2 separate regions of the Homo sapiens genome follow, and region 2 is linked to region 1. Evidence: chromatin loops called from intact Hi-C (ENCODE). Cell type or tissue: ascending aorta. All regions are shown on one strand. Each heading gives the region's core, and the rest is flanking DNA. Links, peaks and the distances in the headings are about the cores only.

What was found. Hi-C counts contacts between places; a loop is a spot of excess contacts. Peaks named below come from ENCODE experiments on the same cell type or tissue, not always from the same donor. Only the 100,000 strongest peaks of a DNase experiment are listed, where the experiment ranks them.
Region 2: a loop joins it to region 1, with 2.5 times the contacts of the local background. A loop is called at or near these places in 5 of 110 quality-filtered maps.

The regions. Positions count from the first base shown.
Region 1 is chr1:60,129,098-60,137,439 of GRCh38, reverse strand. The region is part of intron 1 of LINC02778 (long intergenic non-protein coding RNA 2778); the gene reads right to left. Among named protein-coding and RNA genes, the nearest start is that of LINC02778, 18 kb to the right of the region's middle. In ascending aorta, for the core only: no CTCF peak of the experiment used is centred there; DNase peaks (open chromatin) are centred at 4,239 and 6,509; H3K4me3 peaks cover 621 bases; H3K27ac peaks cover 2,743 bases.
Region 2 is chr1:59,991,028-59,999,369 of GRCh38, reverse strand. It overlaps C1orf87 (chromosome 1 open reading frame 87), which reads left to right. Exons shown (of 12, transcript NM_152377.3): 11 at 1,554-1,761. Among named protein-coding and RNA genes, the nearest start is that of CYP2J2, 68 kb to the right of the region's middle. In ascending aorta, for the core only: no CTCF peak of the experiment used is centred there; DNase peaks (open chromatin) are centred at 4,288 and 4,599; H3K27ac peaks cover 3,587 bases.

The DNA.
Region 1 (8,342 bases), core at 13-8,012:
GGTTAAAAACTTATCTAATCGAATTTCTGAAAACCAAAGACATGATATATAGCTATAGATAGATAAATATAGATGTAGACATAGAGTATATATGTATGTATATAAAAATATATTTACACACACACATGCACACATATACATACGTGTGTGTGTATAAGAAGAGGTAGAGAGACAAAGAGAATGCTAAAAGCAGCCAGAAAAAAAAAGACACTTGCCTAGCAAGGAGTAACAATAAAACTGACAGTACCTTCTTTAATAGAACCTATGGAAGCCAGAAGAAAATGGGTTATGTTTTTAAAGTGCTGAAAGAAAAATTTGTCAACCTTTAATTTGTACCTAGCGAACATATTTTCCAAAAAGGAAGCCCATATAGTGATCCTTTTAGACCAAAAAAATGCCAGAAGTATTAATCAGCAACAGACCAAAAATTAAAGAAGCCTTAAAGAAAATTCTGTCTGAAAGAAAATGAACCCATATGGAAGAACAAAACTGTAAGAGAAAAATGAAGAACTAGAAGGGGTAAGCATGTAGTTAAAAATAAAGCATATGGGCTCATTGAAATGATAATATCTTTAGAAAGTTATGACATACATAGAAGTAAATTACATGAGAATAATAGTAAAATGGGTGGGAAGGAGGTAAATGAGGTTACACTGTTTTAAGATCTGTGTATTTAGAGTGGTAAAAGTTCTTATTTAAAATTATTGTAATAACTTAAGAATTAATGCTGTAGTCTCTAGGGTAACCACCTAAAAAATAAATATACTTAAATAAAAATGAGTACAAGAGGAAATATTGAATAATTCAAAAGTGAGTGTTCCAAAAAAAGGAGGAAAAATAAAGTAACATGGAACAGATGGTCCAAAATGAAAACAAATAGCAAGCTAGTAAAGTCAAATCCAATTACATTAACATTATTTTAAATGTAAATGGACAAAACATTCCAGTTAGAACGCAGATATTGTCAGATTGAACTAAAAAAAATTGCCCAACTATATGCTGTCTCCAAAAGACACTGTTCAAATAAAATATAAAAAAAAGGGAACTGAAAGAATGGAAAAACATATATAAACAATAACAAACAAGAAACTGGTATACTTGTGTCAGAGAAAGCAAGCTATCAGACAATAATGATTCCTAGAGCTAAAAAGACTTTTATAATGATAAAGGGGTCAGTACACAGAAAGATATAACCACCCTGAATTTGTAAACATGTAATAATATAGATTCAAAATATATAAAGCAAAATACGACAAAATAGAACACAGAAAAAGACAAATCCTCAATTGTAGTTAAAGAGTTTAACATACCTCTCAGTAAGTATAGAAAAAAGATACAAAAAAATCAGCAAGGCTATAGAAAATATAAATAACACAATTACAGTTATTAATATCTATAGTATACTATATCTGTTTTAGTCTGTTTTCACACTGCTATAAAGAACTACCTGAGACCGGGTAATTTTTGAAGAAAAGATGTTTAATTGACTCACAGTTCTGCATGCTGTAAAGGAAGCATGGCTGGGAGGCCTCAGGAAAGTTACACTCATGGTGGAAGGTGAAAGGGAAGCAAGCACGTCTTACGATGGCAGAGCAGGACATAGAGAGTGAAGGGGGAAGTGTTACAGGCTTTTAAACAACCAGATTTCATGAGAACTCACTCACTATCATGAGAACAGCATGGAGGAAATCCACCCTCATGATCCAATCACCTCCCACCAGGTCCCTCCCCCAATATTGGGAATCACAATTTGACATGAGATTTGGGTGGGGACACAGCCAAACCATATTAACATCCAACAACTGCAAATGATACAGTCTTCTCTAGTGCACCTGGAATTTTTTTTAATTGACCATAGGCTGGTACTGAGCCATAAGAAAAACAAAACAAAACAACAACAAAAAACACCTGTTTTAACAAAACACATACTTATCTTGAAACACTCCCTCTGGGGGAAGCCAGCTGCCATGTAAGAAAGTCCAACTACCCTGAGACCATTATGTAATGCAGAAGGCTAAGCAAGCCAGTTGGAAAGGCAATGTGGAGAGAGAAAAATGCCCATCCTCCCCCAACTCCAGATACTTTAAGTGTTTGAAGAAGGCTTCAGGTGACTCTAGTTTCAATGACTATTTGACTAAGATCCCATAAGACACCTCAAATAAGAAATGACCACCTCAACCCAATCAATGCTCCAGAGCCATATGAGATCATAAATTGTGATCTCAAACCTCTGGGTTTTGTGCTGCTTTGGTATGCAGTGTTGAATAAATGAACAAGCAGTGCAATGAGTATCTCTATACCCCATTTACCACCAAGGAGGAAGTGGGGTATTGTCCCCTCACTTCTGGTAAAGAGAAAGGGTTTTCCTTTAATGTATATGCTCCTAGAACTTGGAATATGTCTCTGAAAATTAGGAATACTTAGTAGACGTATGTCCGGCTCTTCCTTAAAAATCTAGAGAATGTACCATTGCTGCTGCATCAGGATTGGCCTGCATTCCCAGAATTGTTCAGGCAAAAAATATGAATGAATATATTTCCCATGGAATGTGAGAGAAAGTCCATGGACAGATAGTGTTAGGTTCTGCATAATAGGACTTCCTACTGCATAGAGGAGCAAAGGTCTGCAGCACTCAGAAGTCACAATAGACACCCTGATTCCTAGGGACTGAGGCCTGATCAAGAAATCCCCAGCAACAGAGGAACAGGAACTCTCAGCATGACCCATGGTTTTCCCACTGCAAGTAGACATGCTTAAATCTAGGACAAGGAGGGAGACTTAACTTTCATCTTAAATCTGCGGTGCTTTTGATCAGAAGGGTTACAGTTCATCTAAAGTTTCTTGAGAACAGAAGAATATCCCTCAGTGAATAAAGTTTTAAAACATAAAGATGCTCTCTGATTCCATTCAATAAGTCCTTTTTTTTAAAAAAAGTGTGATGGTTACGACATTAAATATTTCAAATAATCTTTACAAAAATATTAACACTTATTTTCTCATGTAATTCTTAGTGATTTTTATTTTCTTCATCATGCTGCTTTTTCTTGTTAGATTTTTTATGACTAAAATACAGCATTTTTATCACAGGAATAAAAGGAGTTCTTTCCACTCTAAACTATAAATCAGAGAATTGAACAAAAAGATTGCATAATATTTCCCAGATTTAAAAATTCTACGATACTAGTAAGCAACAAGTGTGTGTCTGTAATATTTTCTGCCCTTGGGAATTCACCTACTTGAGTCTGAGAAGTCCATTGGCAGCTAGCAGAAAGGTGACATGAAATCCCAAAGCTAGAACTTTACCAGAAAATAAGTCCAGAAGGAGCCTGACTTGGGAGGCCACTTTCTCTAAGTGCTTTGGCAACAAGCCTTGTGGCTAACAGAAGGAAGATGCAGGCTCTAAAGTGTTTGGCCAGCTCTATCCCTTGCCTGATCTACATTGCTGAATCACCACTTCAGCCATCTGCTTCACCTTCTTTTCTGAAGAGCAGTTTCTGATTATTGTTGTGGCTTATATTAATTTTTTTTTCTTGAACTTTTTTGTGCTATCATGCTTATTATTTCATTGAGCTATTATGCTATGCTAGTTGAGTTTTATATACACTTTTTACTTCTTTTAATAACCCTCCCCATATTCACGATCAGAAAATTGTAGTTCAGTGAAATGTAGTTTTTTGCTCATTGTCCAATGATTAGAAGAGTGGACAAACCGGGATTTGCAAACATCCAAAGGCTGTGTTTCTTCCCATCCCCGTTCTGGTGCATAAACAGGTGGAGCTGGTGCTCTAGAACATGTGAATCAATGAGACATTGCTGTCCAGTCTCTAAATGGTTAATATTCTTGCCTGCTCCTGTTCAAGCTTCTTGGAAGAAGGTGTTGGATCTTTGTGCTATAACATCTATTATGACATTAACTTCAAAGCATTCGACCTGGGCGTTTGATCTACCGGCCTGCTTTTCTGACACATGCTGGAAAATAAAAGTAGGAAACCAAGAATGGTTCAGTCATACTTGTTAAACATTTACAGTGCCAGTCAGGAAAGATGTTGACCTTAAAATTAAGAATTAGAAGCACACATTCCATAAAAGAAATCAGTTCAATAAAAACAAAACCAGCGAGGCTGGGGAGAGGCTTCTGGGTGCCCGCAGGAGACGTGAAGCATAAGCAGCCACTAAATGACATATTTTCCTCTGGCTTTCACTATTTATGGTACAGCGCCAGGGTGGTGCAGTTTTGTCCTGCACACATGTTTTTAATGAGAGAAGGGAGGAAACCATGCCATTTTTGTAGTTTCAAAGGCATGAGAAATAGGAAGTGGTTTCAGGAGGGGCAGAAAAAGTGGGCAGTCTACTGTTGCTGCCTCCTCAGTGTGTGACGTGACATTTAAGACATCAGGCCTATAATCCCAACACATTGGGAAGCCGAGGCAGGAGGGTCACTTGAGGCCAGGAGTTCAAGACCAGCCTGGGTAACATAGAGAGATCCTGTCTCTACCAAAAAATTTTTCAAAAAATTACCTGAGGCAGGAGGGTCCCTCGCACCAAGGAGTTTGAGGCTGCAGTGAGCTCGCTATGATCACGCCACTTCACTCCAGCCTGGGAGACAGAGTGAGACACTGTATCAAAAAAAGAAAAAAAAGAAGAAGATAAAGAAGAGAAAAAGAAGAAAAAGAAGAAGAAGGAGAAGGAGAAGAAGGAAAAAGTACTCAGGTAAACAGAAGAATTCAAGTTGTTACAGACAGGTCTGCCTTTGAGGTCAGGTATTTAATATATTTGTATTGTGATAAAATATACATAACATAACTAGTTTCCATAATTTTGTTTAAATATATGTCCCTACTACTGGAATGTCAGCTCTTTATGAACAGAAGACCTCACCTATTTAATTCACTGAGTTGTTCTCAGCACTAATGACACTGCCTGTCAAATAGTAACTATTTAATAAATACCTACTAATTGTAATATCGAACAAAATGGGCTTTTGAGATGTTATCAGACCAGATTGCTTGCTGGGCTCTATTTAAACTTGGAGAATCAAGTATGGTATAGCTTAAATACTGACTTCGGTGGATTGCTAAAGGCTGTCCCTGGTATTGTAATGAGCATGGTTCTGATTGGTGTAGCCAGAGCCAGAGCACGCAGAGCCTTTTAAGCCAGATGCCCTCTTCATAGAACGTCCTTTCCCCAGGTATTCATCTGGCTCACTGCCTCTTCTCCTTCCAACCTTTGCTTCCATGGCCCTTCCTTTACGAGACATGCATTAACAATCCTATTTAAAATGGGAGATAATTCTCTTTCCTTAAATTTCTTGCCCTTCTTTTTAACTTGTTTTACTCTTTTGCGCTTATCCTGATCTGACTATCTTGTCTATTTCCTGCCTCTCCTTAATAAAATGTAGTCTAGAAGGGCAGAAATTTTGTATCTTCTTTGTTCACTGTTGTAATTCAGTACCTTGAACAATTACTGTGCATACTAAGGGTTCAATTAATATTTCATAGATGAATGAATAAATAAATGACTGAAAAGACTTTTTTCTTAGGGGCAATGTAGAAATGTGAATCTTTGAAAGTTTTTTGTTTTGTTTTGTTTTGTTTTGTTTTGTTTTTGCAGAGGAGTAATCAGATCTGCAATGTTTTATCTCTGACGATTATAAGAATTTTGTAATTCCAAATTTCAGACCACTGCCCTCTCCCACTAACTTATTTTCCTACAGTGTAGGTGTGCACTAGAACCAAGTGTTTTTTTTTTCCCATCCAACTGTCCATAAAGGAAATATACAAACATCTTTTGGGCTTGTTTTTTAAGTATTTACTTGAGTAAATACAGAAATCCAGACAGAGTTTAACAAATGAAAAATAGCTACCAATTTAAAAGGTACTGCAGGCTAGGCACCCATACTACCGCAAATAATAGTTCCCTTCTAATTCTTGGTTACAACAGGCCAGGATCTATGCAAAGTACCTCATATACTTTATTCTCACAGAAAGAGAATGATCTAGGAACTATTATTATGTCCATTTTATAGCTAAGGAAACTGAAGCACATATGAATTGCATGGTAGCCTTGGGACTTAACAATTCTAAACCATGATTCTAGACATCTTACCTATGTTTATCTCATTTCATCCTATTACCCATTGAGAAACAGACACTCTTGTTCAACAGGAAGCTAAGGGCTTACTGAAGGTCAATTAACCAATTGCAAAGATATAGGTAATGCCAGATTTTTCTAATGTAAAAATCCTTTCTCTTTTAAGTATACTGCAATTCCTCCTCCAACAAACTGTTAGAGGAAACAAAATACATGAGAAATGTTATTATACGTATTAGCCTTAATTGTCTCTGTTCTATATGAAAATGTGAATTATCTCTCATTCACTAAGCATCCCCTTCATGCCTTTGGAATCAAGCCTACCAAAACTCCACTTCGGAAAGCATAGCAGGCAAAATCTCTCAGCCTTTAATCAACACTAAAGGCAGGTTGGCAACCCTGCCAGTCTGTAGATTTCTCAATTACATCTAGAGCAGAATGTGTGGGACTCTATGACTCATGGCTTTCGCCACTAAGTCTTACCAGTGATCCTGGACCTCTTGGGATCTATTCTGGTTCCAAACCATCAGAAGCATGGTGTACTTCCTTAACTTGTACCCAGATGCTTCTCTCCTGAGTTCCATCCTGCTCCCCTTCCAAAGACGTCTATGGTTCTAATTCCTGCAAGTCATAATATCTATTATGGACTATTTCTATCTTTTCTGAGTGACTTGCCATGATCAGTCTTACTAGAGAATAGGAAATAACATCTATTTTATGTCAGGTGTCATATAAGCTGTATATCACTTAACTGCGGCAACAATCTTAGAAGTCAGGCAGGTATTATTTTATCCCTTTTATAGACGATGAAATAAATATTTAGAGAAGTTAATCCCAAAGTTACCTAGCAAGTAAGAAATGATGTTCGGAATGAACTCATGTTGGACTGTAAATGTGCAGTTAAAACTATTTCCGCCCTTGGATATTTCATTCATTTTCTGTTGCTGAAAACAAACAAACAAACCTCAAATTTAGCAGCTTAACACAGTACCCATTTTTTAATCTCTCAGCTTTGTAGGGCTGAAGTCTGGTATTGAGGGTTCCCTGCTTAGGCTGAAATTAAGGTGTCAGCTGGCTGTGTTCTCGTCTAGGGCTCAGGGACTTCTTCCAAACTAATTCCCATTATTAGCAGAAGTCAGTTCCTCATGGTTGTAGGATTGAGTCCTGTTTCCTTGCTGGCTGTCAGCTGTGGTTGCTCAGCTTCTAGAAATTACTCACATTCTTTGCCACGTGGCCCCCTCTAGCTTTAAGCTGGTAACAATGCATCGAATCTTTCTCATACTTTTCTAATCTTCTAACTTCTCCTTCTAATAGCAGCCAGAAAAAAAAATATTTGCTTTTAAAGGGTTCATGTGATTATATTGGAGTCACCCACGTAATCTCCCTTTTGTCATAAAATACATCATAATTACAGGAGTGATATGTCATCATATCCACAGGTTCCATCAACACTCAGTGGGAAGGGTAGACGAGGAAGCAGCTCATTGGAAATCATTCTTAGAATTGTGCCTTTCACAGATGTTCTAAACCTGAAACTGAAGCCTGGTATTTCACTGGCAGCCACGTGGCCTCAAAGCAGGCATCAATATCCTAGTAGCTTTCCTACAATCCACAAAGTTCCTAAAACAGCCAAGAGTAGATTTCTATCTTTTATTGTTTCTGTCTTTTCCAGTTTCATGAGGTGCCTTCATTCTCTCCACGGGTTGGCTGGGCTAGACAAGGACTGATGCCAGTAACAAATATTATCTAATACATATGATGATGAGAAAGTGGTGGAAGAGAAGTAAAAGTTAAAAGATACGTTCCTCACCACACTCCCTCCTATAATTTTTGTAGACTTGTTGAGTGTCATATAAACTTCAGACTGCCAGAATGAAAGCTCCACGTTGGTGCCCACAAAATGAAACTTAAAATGAAATGGCTACCAACAACTGGTGCTAATTGTGATTCAAAACTGAGGATAAAGAGGTCTCTTCAACTGAATCAAAGGGCACTGCTATCTACAGAGCTGCTGGCCTATGCTGTCCCCTGCTCACCACTGCACACAACTTGAGGCAACACATCGGCCTCAGATTTTAATAAGCGTCCCTGCAGGAGCATACGGAAAGTGGTCATTCTAACTTGAAAGAACAGAAGGATCCCATAACACTCCAAAGTGGAAGGGCACATCCTGGTGGAATACTTTAGCCAGTAGGAACTTTCTGTCTACCTCAGGATTTCTTGTCATCTGTCATATATCCAACAATTAAATG
Region 2 (8,342 bases), core at 288-8,287, 140 kb after region 1:
AGAATCACTATTCTAATTTACTATATGAAAACTTTCTGCTTTTCACAAAATTGATTTTATCAAAGTAGAATTCTTTTTATAGGAATCCGTTAAGACGTACTGGTTGTTTGTCATCCATGTGGGTACAATTTCATATAGCATTCCATGATCTCAAACAAAAGAATTCTTTACATTCCCCAGCAGCAACTTAATCCATGTTTGTTAACCAACTCAGAATTTGGCTTCTTATTGCACTTACAATTCTTTAGGGCTCTGGGATTCTCACAGCTTATATACGAGAAGTTTGAGACAAAGGTACAAAATTGGAAAAATTCAGACATTTGAAAGTTGGGGGAACACAGATGGTATACAAAAGTTAGAGGCATAATTTTATGGTGAATTAATTAGGAATATTTAGATTTCAATGAACAAAACCAACTCTACTAGCTTAATTTATTGGAAGAATAGAGAAGCATATTATACTCTCAAAGGACAGAAATGCAACAATGAACTAAAACCAGAGACTCTAACACCATCAAGACTTCCTATATCTTTTTTCTTCTCTCGTTGTCAGCTTCATATTCTCTCTCTTTCTCAGTAGACCAGCTTTTTCTCATTTGCAGTACACAAAATGGAAAACCTGCTAGAGTTCCAATATCTCACACATAATCACCTCCATTTTTCTCTCACAAATAGTACCAAAATTCCTGGACAATGGGTTTTTGGTTCATTTTGTATTAGATGCCCAGTCCTAAACTATGCAGATAGAACATGGCAGTTCTTTCCACAGCTGTGTGGGTCAGCAGGAAGGGCAATTTCTGCAAAAGGTGGGCTGGGCAGATCAAATAATAGATGCCCACTCACTGCACATGGTAAAGATCAGAATGCCTTATATGGCACTGCTGGGACTGATGTGTCTATTTAATTCTAAAACACCTCTATTTTATACTGGCAATGAATTTAGGATACTAAGATGAGCTAGCCTTTATGCCCTGCTTCTAGTCTTAGGTCTACTCTAAGATGTGTGTGATCTTAGTAAACCACTTGTACTTTCTGGGCCCCAGCCTCCTTTGCTAAATGAACAGGACTGGCAGACTAAGAGTGCTTTAACATCCTTTGAAATGGACCCACAAGCCTAAGATAACATCATTATTGTTTCGATCATCTTTTGTCAAAAACCTCACACTCATGACCCAGAAGTATTTCTTTCAAGAAGTATGAGCATTGTCTGAAGTCTACCCCCTGCAGACCCCACTAGTACAAAACAGAGTAGAACATCATGAAAAGCCTCAGTCAGTTACAAAGTTCTTTGCTTCATGCAAGTCAAAAATGAAAACTGAATAAAAATCATGATGTCACCCTTCTCTTTAGACACACACACTTCACATGTTTGTATCCAGCAAGATTTGGCAGATATGATCTTATGGCACTGAAGATTTGAAGCTCATCCTCTTAGCTTTCCAAACTCAAACCTTGCTATAAATCTTGCTAGTTGTGTGGCCTCATCTTTGGCCAAGAGATTGGAGAAGCTCTGGGTGGTGAATGTGTTGCCAATGCTTTTGTTGTTTTGGTAGAAAACTCCAGAAGAGGAGCTGCAGCCAGAAAGCTCTCCTGCTGAAACTTCAGCCTGCAAAGATCCTCTGAAACCTTTAAAGATCAGGCCAGTCTCCCAGCCCTTCGTGAATCCAGCTGTGAAGAACAAGGCTGAGGAATGTGAGACGTGGATAGACAGGTTCAGGAAGCTGGAAAATGCCCTCTACCTGTGTGATCTGAGTAACACAGGTGAAGTATGAATTGTAAAGCTGGCATAGGTTTCTATTTGTGGTCTAGTCTAAAAGTAGGCACCTCATTTTCTTTTGCCTCTTGAACAAATGATACAATTAATATATAAATCATGTGCCCTGCAATGTGCTGAGCACAATCCAGAAATATGAAGACGAATCAGACAGGAATCCCATACCAGATTGCTTATAATTTCTCTGTATTCCCAATACTTCCTGCACCCTACTGCCAAAAAGTAAACCCACAATCCAATTTTATAATTCCTCTGATTAAAATACCTCAGAGATACCCCACTGATAAGAGGATGAACTCCAAACTCCTTAGCAAGGCAAAATCTGGTCCCTATCCACCTGGCCAATCTCTTCTCCTACTATTGATATTCTCTCAGCACGTCCTGCCCAGTAATAATGAATAACTTGCCTTGCCTCAAGCAGGCCTTGTCTCGCACACGCCTGTGCCATTTCTAACTCCCAGCCTTTCATCTGGGCTCTTTGTTTCCTCTCTACTTACCCCAACCCCCACGAACTCCCCATCTTGTCCCCTGGCTAATCAATACCTAAACATCTTTTATGTTTGAATTCAAACACAATTCCCCTGAGACTCCCAGACAGATCTAGGCCAACTTTCCTATGGCTTCTTAGGATTCTTTAACATCCATCATCATATGCAACATATTGTATATTTTTATTTGGGGGCTTATTACTATCTCACCAGTAGACTATCTTCCTTGTTTATCCCTGGCACCTTGCACAGTTTTGTTTTGAGGAAAGAAATACATGAGCCAGTGTGCGTAAATAACCAAATCCAAGATAGATGGTGATAAATGTTGTTAGAGTATGCTCTGTGGGCATTCAGAGAAAAGTGAATTTCTTCCTGGTGGGGTCATCATGGAAGGCTTTGTTAATGTTAAATTGATCATTAAACTTAAAATGCAGTTTGGTCACAAAGGAATGAAGTAGCCTTTTCTGGCAAAGGTGCAAATGCTGTGTGTGAAGCTCAGTGCAGGGTGCTCAATATAGGGGCTATTAAAAAGAATATTAAATGATAAAGATGGAAATAAAGAATGGGGCCAGATATTGAAAGATTTTAAATGCCAGACCAAGGAATTTGGAGTCAATTCAAAGATAATGAGAGCACGGAGAGTTTCTAAGTAGAGGAGTGGTGTAATGAAGTTGTACTTCAGAAGGATCCTTGATGACTATGTGCAGAATGAAGGAGAAAGTGAAATAAGGGAAAGTGGAAAGGAGAGAGAGAATGAAGTCTAGAACCACATCAGAGTGCTGGGAAAAGAGGGAGCAGATAGAAAAGCACATGGTCCCAAAATGTCTTATTTATTTACATACTGTGGTTCATGAAGAGTTGGTGTACACATTAGTACCATCTAGAAGTAATCATATGACAATAGCAATGTCTGTCTTTTCATTCTCTTTGTGTGTTTTTGTTTTGCTTTGAATTTCCAAAGCAACTTAATTCTAGACCACGAGGAAGTATAATTGCCATACAAAATCCAGGGACTCTTAATAATTATACCAAAGAGAAAAAAAAACCTGAAAATTTTAATTGAAAGATTCATCTGGTTGAATTATAAAGTTATTTATTAAAAATACGTTATGAGCCTAGAACTGTGTTAGAGGCTGAACCAAGAGGAAAACCAGAAAGGATGAGACATAGTCTCTGGCCTCAAGGAGCTTACCTTTAGGTAAGACACAGAGACTAACAATAGTTCAGTGCCAGTAAACAAACAAAATTAAAACACAGCATTAAGTATTACAAATGAAGTTACATGGCTGGGCATGGTGGCTCATGCCTGTAATCCCAGCACTTTGGGAGGCTGAGGTGGGAAGATCACTTGAGCCCAAGAGTTTGAGACAAATGAAGGCACAAATAAGAGTTCAAGAGTCAAAAGGAAAGTGAAGGTATGAAATGAGGCTGACCATCTAATGCGAGGTCCGGGACCAAGAGAGGACTCCAAGAAAGAGAGAACTTGAGCTGAGACTTCAGGTAGAATTTGGACAGTTGGACAGGTCATCCCGAGTTTGAAGTCATCTCCTGCAAAAGTTAGAAGGTGAGAATGAGTATGATGGAGAAGCGAGTACCAAGACAGGACTGCTGGAGGTGGATGTTGGACATACAGTAAAGTTGAGAACCTATTATGAACCCTAAGGGATAGGATGAGGCTTCATTCTTTACCCAGTATCCAAATGTACATGCGGAGGAAGGCATAATGAAAGCTGAGATGGATGACTTAGGGAAGGTACTGGAGAGAAGGAGATGAAAAGATTATTGAAATAACCCTGAGTCTGGGTATTCACAACAGGGCTATGAGAGTGGTGATGAGGTTACAAGCAATAACAAAACATTTTTTAAAAAAATGACATTGCTAAAGAAACAAATGCTTACTTGTGATGGATAATGGATCATAAACTTAGTTGCTAAGACACTCTCCAAAGACTGGGAGATTTCTCATGCTTCTGAACCGTTCTGAGGAGAAACGGAGTTTGTTGACTTTGGAGGCAGATTCCGACAGATTTGAAATGCCTTTCTCATGGCCTCTTCACTATTTATGCCTGTTTTCTCTGTTTCCATGAAATTCATTAGTTCCTCAACAGCCAAGGAATGTGTCAGCCAGATCTGGGAAAATCTACAACTGTCTTTAATGAGGAAAGAGGATTAACTGAGGTCACTTTGGTGGTTTATTAACCCACAGTACTTAGCAGACCACCATAGCCCCATTCTAGATGCTGAGCAGATGATATCTGCTTTGCCCATGGATGAATCACTATTCTTTATTATGTGCAAAGAAATATGTAGGCCAGCATGTTCTCCATCCAGGATGAGGACAGGCCATCCATCATCACATCAGTGCTTCTGGGAACCTACTGTGCTTATTCTCTAATGGGGGTTGTCAACAAAATAGCCTTGAGGAGAAGGGATAAGGAATGATTATGAATAACTAGTCATGTTTTCTAAAGAAAAAAAAACAGTGGTTAAGATAAATGTCTGGGTGAATGTTGCATTTGGAATTTTCCCAGTGAAGTGAAAGCTAAATAGAAAGTGTTTTAGAGTTCAAGGAGGGAGAATGCAATGAGAGCCTGAAAGAAATTCCTCTGCATGAGCCCGGACTTTACATATACTACATCACTAAATTCTCACATCAACAACATGCTGAAGGGATTAGTATCCTTATTTACAGAGAAGAAAGCCAAGCTCAAAGTGATAAAATAATAGCCAGTAGGATGGTGAGCCATAATTCAAGCCCAGCTCTCCATGAATCCCCACTACACCCAGTCCCATGACATACTAGAAAGAGCACACGATTTTGCTTGATTTTTTTTTTTAATCAGAAGATTTAGATTCAAATCCAGACTCCACCCATTGTTGATCCGTAAAAGCCAGTCACTTACATTCTCTTCACCTGTTTCCTCATCTACAAAGTAAAACTGATAATAATAAAACATACTTCCCAGATTTGAGAACGGATCAAATGAGATAAAAGATTGAAAGTTCTTTATATACTGTACAATGAAGTTGATGTTGAAAATGTTCTTATGGTGGGGTGCAGTGGCTCACGCCTGTAATCCCAGCACTTTGGGAGGCCAAGGCAGGTGGATCACCTGAGGTCAGGAGTTCGAGACCAGCCTGGCCAACATGGTGAAACCCCGTTTCTACTAAAAATACAAAAATGAGCCGGCTGTGGTGGCAGGCACCTGTAGTCCCAGCTACTTGGGAGGCTGAGGCAGGAAAATCACTTGAACCCAGGAAGTGGAGGTTGCAGTGAACCGGGATCATGCCACTGCACTCCAGCCTGGGCAACAAGAGCAAAACTCCATCTCAAAAAAAAAAAAAAAAAAAGGATTCTTATTATTTTTTTATTTTGGTTCTGGTTAGAAAAGACAGGCTTTCCAACACTAAGATGGATTGTAAGGGCTATTTTATGCAGCTGTTCTGGGCATCCCCTAATGACAGAGTAAATTAGACAGATACAAATTTCATTCAGTGGACTTTTTGTTTGACTCTAGGCATCTTCTATCAATGGTAAAGCTTAGAAGATAGAAAATACTACTGTGATTCCTAGATGTATTTTTTAACATAACTTTTAATTTTTAATTAAAATATAAACTAAATGCTATCTATTTTAATAAGCAATTACATATATACTGTTTATATATTTTTAAAATAATGTTGATGACATAATTATTATAATTATCCTATAGTAAAATTTCACATTATTGAGTGATTACTAGTACTGGATACTGTGTGAACTTAATATTTTATTGATTTTCACACAATTTAATTACCTCTGTTTTCTTTTCCTTCTTTCCCTCTTTCTTTCCTCTTTTGACATTTATTTATGTATTTATGTATTTATGTATTTATTTATTTATTTAAGACAGGGGCCTCACTCCGTTGCCTGGGCTAGAATGCAATGGCATGATCACAACTCACTGCAGCCTCGACCTCCCAGGCTCAAATGATCCTCCCACCTTAGCTGGTGCATGCCACCACACCTCACTCATTTTTTTTCTTACAGTCATAAACTTATTCCAAATCCATGTCTTATATTTCCAGAGGCAGGGTGTGGAGAAATGGCCAGAGGAAGCAAAGCTAGACAGGACTGAGAGCAGCCATCCTATCCAGAAAACTTCGAAGATGCAATTGGCCAACTCAAAGAATGAGGTTTACATAAATGAAAGGACCACTGTTCTAATAAGAGAGACAGACAATAAATAGGCAATGAACAAACCAGAACAGAATAGAAAATGAACACACTGGAATAGAACAGAATAAATTAGGACCCCACCTATTGTGGCCTACTGTTAAAAATAGCGATTAGAGAGTAGTTGAGAAGGTGGCACCATGCACAATAGTACTTGCACATTTAAAAATGAGTAATATTTGGTATCTTAAACTGAGATGATAAGTATCTACCATTGCCCAACTCTAATGGACTAGTAGTGGCTTTCCGCAAAATGACAAGGCACTGCCTCTGGATTCTTTAGGAAGGAATTTCACCATCACTCTTACAGTTCGCACATATGAAGGAGAGTAAAAGAGGCCAGGCACAGTGGCACATGCCTATAATCCCAGCACTTTGAAAGGCATTAGGGGGAGGGTTGCTTGAGCTCAGGAGTTCCAGACCAGTCTGGGCACATAGTGAAACTTCATCACTACAAAAAATAAAAATATTAGCTGAGAGTGGTGGCACATACCTGCAATCCCAGCTACTCATGTGGCTTAGGTGGGAGGATCCCTTGAGCCCAGGAGATCAAGGCTACAGTGAGCCATGATCGTGCCTCTGTACTCCAGCCTAGGCAACAGAGTAAGACCCTGTCTCAAAATAAAAAATAAATAAATAAATAAATAAATAAATAAATAAATAAATAGACCCCTACTTGAAGCAATCTCTTTTCCCTCATTCCATAACGTACTGTAGTGGTTAACCTTAGGCAATCAAGAGACTTGCAGTCTCTAGGCTTTAGTTTTGCCCTCTGTGAAATGGGTTATTGTAAGGATTCAATTAGTTAATATTGGTGAAATGCTTGGAGCAGTTCCTGGAACATAGTAAATTTTATATTTAAATATTGTTTAATTATTATTGTTGTATCCCAGTTAATTTTCTGAATAACTTCTCTCCCCCACGGGACAGAGAACTTCCAGAGGTAGCAGAAAAATTCTCTAAATCTTCTGTATTCCCAAGCACAGTATCTGACACATAGATATTTGCAATTAGGGGCTTATGAGTGAGTTATTGATCTTCAGTGATGCCGTGGTCTACACTGCGACTCCTCCCAACAGCCATCAAAATCTATCCAATCTTAACATGGAAAGCATACTGACATTGGTATTGGCATATATAATGTGTGGGTACCAGAGCATATCCTGCAGTCATACACATTACCACCTCTATTACGCAGATTCAAACTCTGAGCTATGAGAAGTTAGATGCTTCACCTGTGATTGCACAGCAAGCTGGAGGGAGTCACAGGACAGTCAGTCCTCTGCATCTTTGTATTCCGCAACTACAGATTCAACCAACTGCATATCAAAAATATTTTAAAAAATAGAAATAAAATATAATGACACGACAACAAAAAAAAGTACAAATTTTAAAACACAGTATAACAACTATTTGCATTGCAATTGCATTGTATTAGGTGTTACAAGTAATCTAGAGATGGTTTAAAGTACATGGGAGAATGTGTATAGGTTACATGCAAATACTACTCCATTTTATATCGGGGCTTGAGCATCCATGGGTGTAGGTATCACTGTTGGGGAGGGGAATATTATGGACCTAATCCCTGCAGATACCAAAGAACATCTATAAATACATTTAGAGAAATGCATTTTGAAAATAAGCTGTTTAATCCCTGCATGTTTAGGAATGTGTTTGGAGACTTTAACAAGATAAAAAGAACTCAGGACAATTAGAAGTTACTTTTGCTAGGCACCCCCAGTGTTTCAAAAATTGGCCTTACAAGTTTTAAAGTTACAAAGAAAAGCCTAAATTGCTTTAGAATTTATCTATGGATCTTATTGGATCCCATCTTGTTCTCTTTCCCCTGAAATCACCCTCAGAT